Regions from separate parts of the Homo sapiens genome. Here region 1 is linked to region 2. A link is a contact called in ENCODE Hi-C or POLR2A ChIA-PET data. All regions are on one chromosome and are shown on one strand. The core of a region is the stretch at or near the end of the contact, and the rest is flanking DNA. Distances in the headings are between cores, read along the strand shown.

Evidence for each region. A loop is a pair of places that touch in the nucleus more often than their neighbours do. ChIA-PET counts read pairs that join two places held with the same protein, here RNA polymerase II (POLR2A). Pooled maps may share reads with other maps.
Region 1: a pooled map of posterior vena cava shows a loop between it and region 2 (2.4-fold over the local background). The contact joins two enhancer-like sites. A Hi-C loop is called at or near these places in 2 of 37 single-sample maps with no recorded cell type and 3 of 50 pooled maps. POLR2A ChIA-PET finds 5 or more read pairs at or near these places in 4 of 52 experiments (GM12878, activated B cell, activated CD4-positive, alpha-beta T cell and 1 more).

What each region holds. Positions count from the first base shown.
Region 1 is chr14:71,527,124-71,531,342 of GRCh38, reverse strand. It overlaps SIPA1L1 (signal induced proliferation associated 1 like 1), which reads right to left. Exons shown (of 24, transcript NM_001386936.1): 4 at 1,973-2,031. Among named protein-coding and RNA genes, the nearest start is that of SNORD56B, 130 kb to the right of the region's middle. Within about 2 kb of position 1,367, at least 6 of the 41 ENCODE cell types and tissues checked have a DNase peak (open chromatin) inside an H3K27ac peak, as active enhancers do.
Region 2 is chr14:71,354,343-71,358,128 of GRCh38, reverse strand. All of the region lies in intron 2 of SIPA1L1 (signal induced proliferation associated 1 like 1), which reads right to left. Among named protein-coding and RNA genes, the nearest start is that of SIPA1L1-AS1, 34 kb to the right of the region's middle. Within about 2 kb of position 2,013, at least 13 of the 41 ENCODE cell types and tissues checked have a DNase peak (open chromatin) inside an H3K27ac peak, as active enhancers do.

The DNA of each region.
Region 1 (4,219 bases), core at 118-2,617, 170 kb before region 2:
TAACATAGTGACAAACTGACAAATTTAGAAAAAAAAAAAAAAGAAGTAAATTTTGTAGGCATAATGGCGAATTCTCACAATGCAGAAAAATGATGCCAGAAGCATCATTTGGACTACAGAATGAATAGAGCTATTTAAATGAAACAGCAACCAACACACTCTGAAAACCTCATTAATGACACAATTGATCTATAAGTATCCTGCACATTCCACACCTGCACAGGAGTGTAGAAGTAGATACAGAGAGTGAACTCAATGGTAGGCCAATTACCAGAGAAAAGTGCTTCGTATTAGTAGATAAGACAGAAAGCTATCAGCATGTTGGTTCAAACTCATTGACCATTCAAAACCTAAAACATTCTATCACAGATCACTAGGATACCCAATAATAGATCTTTTCACAAGTACCTAAGAACAGATTTATAGCCTCTTTCAGCGATCCTCAATTTATTCTAAACTCCCTTACGATTTTGAGTAATAAATGCACATAGCATCTACATTTACTCAAAGTTAAAAAGCATCCAAAAATCATACAATACACTATGTGGGAAGAACACAAACAAATGCATGGGAATAATAAAGACCAAAACCAGGATAGTGGCTTCTTGGGGATTAAGAAAGGGAACTGCTGTTAGAGAGAAATATCCTGGGTTTTTTAATGTTCAATGGAATTGGTAAACATTCGATTTCTCTATAGAGTGTTGAGGAGAGGTAACATGGATTTTGTTTTTCTGCTAATCAAAAAGGAGCTGGGGTAAGGATATTTGTGTTATGCCTTATATGCTTTTTATATTTGAAATATTCCTACTAATTTTTCAAGAACAAAAACAAGGAATTAGAAGGGTATAGACTGTTCTAAGAAAACACAAAGAACAAGTCTGCACTGCCAAATATGCACCTACCTATGCAAAGGGATGAGTCTGCCAGTATCCAAGACCCTTTTTAGCATTCACAGCACAAGTTGGTCGATCAGGACGCAAAACCTTCTGGGGGTGTGGGGGTGGGGTAGAATCTGAAAGTGATATATTTTATTCTCATGTCTTTGAATACTAAATCACTACCTGCTAACTGTTAAGAGTGAAGAGTATGCCAGTCAACACCAACACACTCTGCCAGTTTAATTTAATGGTATTATTTTGCCTTGCTTTGCAATTACTCCTACATTTCCCCAGGGAGAAACTAATGGATTACTAAAAATAAAATGGAGACTAAGTGAATCACTTAGGCTGTTTTGGCTCCTAACTCAAACTGGCTTAAATAAAAAGGAAATGTATTGGCTCAAATGCTTGGACGTCAGAGAAAGGGCAAGCTTCAGGGCTGGTTTCCTTGTGATTCTGGACTCCGTCCTCCACCCTGTGTGGCTTCTCACTCAGTCCGGAAGCCACAATGCTGCAGCTACACCAGACCTCACACCAGCGCACAACAACATCCAGAAGTAAGAGGCAGCTCTGTCCTAACCATGAGAAGCCTTCTGCCAGAAGCTCCAGGCAAACCCACATTGGAGCCACGCTGGGTAGAAAAGGATTACAGGACCATCTCTGAAACCATCCCCCTGGCCAGGTAACACTCAGCACTCACTGATGTAGCCAGAGTTCATGAGTCAATCATGGACAAGGCAGAAATGAGACTGCTCCTAATCAGGGCGAGCTGCAGTCAGTTCTTCAACCCCATAACATGAGGAATAGATGCAACGCATGATATGGATCCAACCCTAATGTTCAGTCAGTACTATTTACAGGCAATAGCCTGAGCAATACTGTATCAGAATACGAAATAAATCACTATTACACTGTATTTGTATATAAAGCTATAGATTCAAAAAGCAGATGACAAACGACTTCATCTCTTTGAGAAAAGTAGATTTTTTAAAATTTTGTTTCTATGTTTTCATTTCTCTAATCAGAAATTTAAACACAGAAAATCAACACTTTGTAAAGCAGGTAGGTCATAGGAAGTATGGCATAGTACTTACTATATTCTTGTGCCATGGCTACCGAAATTTAGACAACGTCCACACCAATAAGGTATAACCTGAAATAAAATTAGAAAAAAAACCTGGTTAAGTGCACAATAAATTTCACTAAAATACAATAGCTGTATAACTTACACAGGTCTTATCTTTGTTCTAGAAGAGGCAAACCAGCCTTTCTAAGGTAAATAGTTGCTTTTAAATTAGACATTAGAGAAAAATGTCTCTAGTATTATCATATTTCTTTCTTTTTTTTTTTTTAAGATGGAGTTTCACTCTTGTTGCCCAGGCTAGAGGGCAATGGTGCGATCTTGGCTCACCACAACCTCCACCTCCCAGGTTCAAGCGATTCTTCTGCCTCAACCTCCCTAGTAGCTGAGATTACAGGCGTGTGCCACCACGCCCAGCTAATTTTGTATTTTTAGTAGAGACGAGGTTTCTCCATGTTAGTCAGGCTGGTCTCGAACTCCTGACCTCAGGTGATATGCCCGCCTCAGCCGCCCAAAGTGCTGGGATTACAGGCATGAGCCACCGCGCCCGGCCTGTCTGTAGTATTATAATATTTCTAAATATTTTTAAGGTCACATGCATCTTTGTAGAGCTGACCATAACAAACCAAAACAAACAAAATACCTTTTTATCAAGTACTGTTGCCCTGGACTGCTATTTATAAAGCTGAAACAAAAAGGGGAAAAAATAGAATTATTATTTTTCTCTTTTTGAGATGGAGTATCATTCTGTCACCCAGGCTACACTGCAGTGGCACAATCTTGGCTCACTACAACCTCTGCCTCCCAGGTTCAAGCAATTCTCCTGCCCAGCCTCCCGAGTAGCTGAACTAGAGGCGCGCACCATCACGCCCAGCTAATTTTTGTATTTTTAGTAGAGACAAGGTTTCACCATATTGCCCAGACAGGTCTCGAACCCCTGACCTCAGGTAATCCACCTGCCTCGGCCTCCCAAAGTGCTGGGATTACAGACGTGAGATACTGCGCCCAGCTGAAAAATAGAATTATTAAACAGACCTCAAAAATCATGTAGTCTACTCACTACAAGACACAACTAACCTGTTCAACCCAATGCAATTTAAAGCTAGATAAATAAGCTTCGATTTCTAAATTCCTTAACTTGAAGATCTGAGGAGACAGTTCTCAGGAGAAAAAAATGCAAAAATATGATTCCAATATCTGATACTGCATCATCTTACTTAGTAAAATCTATGAATATTCAGCACACTATGGAGTGCTGAACAAACACACCCACAGAACTTGAGATTTTTAAGATGCTGGAATTGCTTTTAATATTCAAAAGGGAAAGATAATAGCCGGTACAATGGCTCACGCCTGTAATCCCAACTACTCTGGGGACCCAGGCACGAAAATCGCTTGAACCTGGGAGGCGGAGCTTGCAGTGAGCTGAGATTGTGCTGCTGCACTCCTCCAGCCTGGACGATAGAGCGAGACTCGGTCTCAAAACAAAAAAAAGGAAAGATAAGAACTCTGTCCTTATCCAAACCTCAGACCACATAACTATATAACAAACCACACTTTCAATTAAGAGGGACTGAAAAACATGAAAGTCTAACTAAGCTTTAAGACAATTAAGTTTCCAGGTAGTATGATGACAAGGCTGAGGATCACTGTCCATGTATCCACAAATACAGTGTCTAACTTCACTTGCCTCAGTGTGTGTGAGATTCAGCCATGTTGCTGTATTCATTATAGTTAATAAGCTTTAAAAAAAAAATTTTTAAGCATTAAAAGAAGAAAAGTGGACGCCTCAAAACAGAAGGAAATATTTGCAATACATATATCTACCAAAGGACAGATTCAGAACATATAAAGAACTCCTTACAAATTAATAAGAGGGCTGTGCACAGTAGCTCATGTCTGTAATCCCAGCATTTTGGGAGGCTGAAGCAGGAGGATTGCTTGAGCCCAGGAGTTTGAGAACAGCCTGGGCAACATAGCAAGACCCTGTCACTACAAAAAAATTAAAAAATAAAAAAAATTCAACATCTTCCTTGGTTTAAAAAATAAAAATAAATAAAAATAAAAAATTAGCTAGGCATGGTGGTGTGCGCCTATAGTCCCAGCTATTTGGGAGGCTGAAGCAGGAGGATCGCTTGTCCCCAGGAGTTCGAGGCTTCAGTGAGCTCTAATTGCACCACCACATCCCAACCAGAGCAAGACTCTGTCCTAGGGGGAGAAGAAAAAGACAAGCCACCCAAACAGAATATAAAAATGGCTA
Region 2 (3,786 bases), core at 764-3,263:
GCACTTTGGGAGGTCCAGGCAGGTAGATCATTTTGAGTTCAGTAGTTCAAGACCAGCCTGGGCAACATGGCAAAACCCGTCTCTACAAAAATACAAAAAATAGAGGCCAGGCACACTGGCTTATGGCCCAGTACTTTGGGAGGCCAAGGTGGACCACTCACTTGAGGTCAGGAGTTCGAGACCAACCTGGCCAATGTAACAAAACCTCGTCTCTACTAATAATACAAAAAAAAATTAGCTGGGCATGGTGGTGTGCACCTGTAATCCCAGCTACTTGGAAGGCTGAGGCACAAGAATTGCTTGAGCCCAGGAGGCAGAGGTTGCAGTGAGCCAAGATGGCACCACTGCACTGCAGCGTGGGTGACAGAGTAAAACTGTGTCTCAACAACAACAACAAAAATTAGCCGGCATTGATGGCTCATGCCTACAGTACCAACTACTTGGCAGGCTGAGGCTAGAGAATCGCTTGAGCCCAGGAAGCAGAGATTGCAGTGAGCGGAGATCATGCCACTGCGCTGCAGCCTGGGTGACAGAGTGAGACCCTGTTTCAAAAAAACAAAAGAGCACCAGTGTTATCAACCAACAACTCCACTAAGACATCCTGACTATTACGTCAGGGCTCAAATCCCAGTATGGGGAATCCAGGAGCTTTTCCCAGTGTGGAGAAACCTGTGCTTTCCTAGAGAGTTTAGTGGGAAATGAATAGGCTATGAAATCAGGCGGCCTTACCACCAACCAGTTATACAGTCTTGAGCAAATCACTTCAGCCCCTGGGCTTTGGTTTCCTCAACTATAAAAATCAGGGTGTTGGACCATGTGATTTCGAAGTTCCTTATAGGGCTAACTCTCTTTCACACACACACAAAAAAAAACTTCAGATAAATAGCCATCTATTAAAAATTATAACATTAGCCAAGCACGGTGACACACAGTCCCAGCTACTCGGGAGGCTGAAGGGGAGGATCACCTAAGCTTAAGCATAGGAGTTTGAGACTGCTGTGAGCTACGATCACGCCACTGCACTTCCCCCTAGGAGACCAGAGTAAGACCCTGTCTCTAACACATAAAATTTTTTTAAAATTATAATAATGTCATGATTTGTAATTCTGCTAACCCACCATCAGATTCATATTAATTTCATTCTTCAATATTCTTCAAATAACTAATGAATTTATACTAACTGATTCATAAGTCTCAACTCTCTCTGATCAGAAAAACAAATTCACAAGAATGGGTCTTGACTTGCAGTGGTATTCACCAAGGATTAAAAAAAAAAAACCCTGGAATTTCTCTGTCTTTGGCTTTCCTATCAACATACCCCTGCTAGCTTAAATAGAATTTTAAAGTAACACAACCATAAAATATTCTTTATATCCCTCAGTGAAATAGTATTTGTTGTTGCTGTATTTTGTAGAGACATGGTCTCACTCTGTTGCCCAGGCTGGAGTACAGTGGCACCATCATAGTTCAGTGCAGCCTTGAACTGGGCTCAAGCGATCCTCCTGCCTCAGCCTCCCTGGTAGCTAGGACAACAGGTGTGCTTTTTTTTTTTTTTTTTTTTGTAGAGACAAGGTCTTGCTATGTTGCCCAGGCTGGTCTTGAGCTCCTGGCCTTAAGTAACCCTCCTGCCACGGCCTCCCAAAGTGCTGGGATCACAGGCATGAGCCACGTGCCTGGCCCAAAAAGTACGTTTTTAAATAGTAGGTTTCCTTAAAAGTTTCACTTAAAAGCTTATATTATTGATTACTATTATACTGCTTATAATTATAATTAACATTATATTATTTTAAATTGATACTGTAATAAGTATCTGTTATTCATGGAGCCCCAAATCATCTTTGTTATGTTTTCACTACTTCCTTACTGTGTAAACCTCACTTCCCAATATAGAATTTAAAAAAAGAAAGCAAATAAGCAAATTGGGGGTATACAAGCAGACATGTTAATTAGGTTCCACCAACCAGACATACCACATGGGGCTCCTTCAGAACGGTGTTATGTAGGGAAAGTGGAAGAAGGGGGGTGAGTCTTGCTTGGGTTCCTGGTTTGCAGCACCCTGACTTTATCAGTAGCAGCAGCTCCTCAGCAGGCTTGTTCCACAGTGCAGAACTGGCAACCATTCCCAGAAACTCAGAGTACAGTCTCTTTTGTCAGCCTGCCCAATCTGCTAAACTAGCTATCACCCTTAATAAATCACTTGCTGCTTACACTACTAGAATAACTCTTAGTATCTGTAACAAAAAACCCCAACCAACACTCATAGCAAATATTCATTTCATTATTTCCACATACAAGAGCTGAGATTGAAAAGAAAACAACACACAAAACATTCCACCATACAAGCCAAGAATTCTTTGTTTCAAGCCAGGGCTTATATTCACAATCAACACTTCGAACCTTCCCTTATATGTACTTTCTCATAAATTTCATCACCTCTGCCATGCAAGGAGAAGAAAATGGTTTTTGCCTAACTAATTTTCTATCAATAAAGAGTCTGATGACAGTAACTTGGCAAGATATTTGAGAAGAGGATACAATAAACATCATTTTCTATACCAGCTCAAGTTTATGGAGAATCCTGCAGTGTTAGGTAGCACTTTCAGAACATTCCCCAACTGCAGGCAAGGTGATCTAATGCCGTATTTGAATGCCAAAATGATCAGTACTTCGTGCCAAGGCATAACTTAATTCACAAAGCAGCAGTGAACTTTTCACTGATTTCCTCCATCCCTCAGGGTAAGATAATCACGTTAAAACCACAGACACATCAGGCAACTAAAATAGGACACTATTATCTAATACTAAAAGCAGACTGGAAGCACTGAGAAGTGATTATGCATGTTAAAATTCTCTTCTTGGTATAAAGATTAAGTCCTATACAATTACTTGGCAAAGACGGAAAAAGTAATCAGCGGTTAATAATACTGGTCCTTAAAGTGGCAACAGAATCTTACAAAGGACATTTGATATCTTTGACTAATACTGTCAAACTACACAAGGTACTTTTCAGGTAATACTCAAAGGCAAAACTTTATAAAGATCGCTTACACGTTTCTGAAGGCCCTTAATGACACTGATAATGATTCAGTGCATCTCAATGCTCTGCCAAAGCACAAGTATGCATTGTCTCGGCACAGTGATTCAAGACAAGTCTCACTAATGTTAGTGACCCCCGGGCCCTGGGTCTCCAGGCACTCAGCAAGCTCTCCCTTTGTCATCGCAGTACCTCACCTTGCCTCCTGCTCCCTGAATGGCTTTTATCAAACAATTTATAGTGCACTTAGCTTTAGCACTGATGGTGGGGAGAAAGGGAATATGCAAAAGTTAAAACATAAACTATATTCTTCCCTAAGAACAAAGCAAATCAACTTGCTTAGGAAAACTTAGAGCTTGGCTACTTCAAAAACATTTTAAAATTTCATAGAGAATGTCTGCAAAGTAGTTACTACGATGACTCTCAAGCTTTACTACAACTACACATGTACCATATGTGTCCTCTGATTGCACCTGGCACACACAGTCTTTTTTTTTTTTTTAAGAAATGAAGTATCGGGCCAGGCGCGGTGGCTCACGCCCATAATCGCAGCACTTTGGGAGGCCAAGGCGGGCAGATTGCTTGAGGTTAGGAATTCAAGACAAGCCTGGCCAACATGGTGAAACCCCCCCTCTACAAAAATATGAAAATTAGCCAGGTGTGGTGACGGGCGCCTGTAATCCCAGCAACTCAGGAGGCTGAAGAGGGAAAATCACTTGAACCTGGGAGGCAGAGATTCCAGTGAGCCAAGA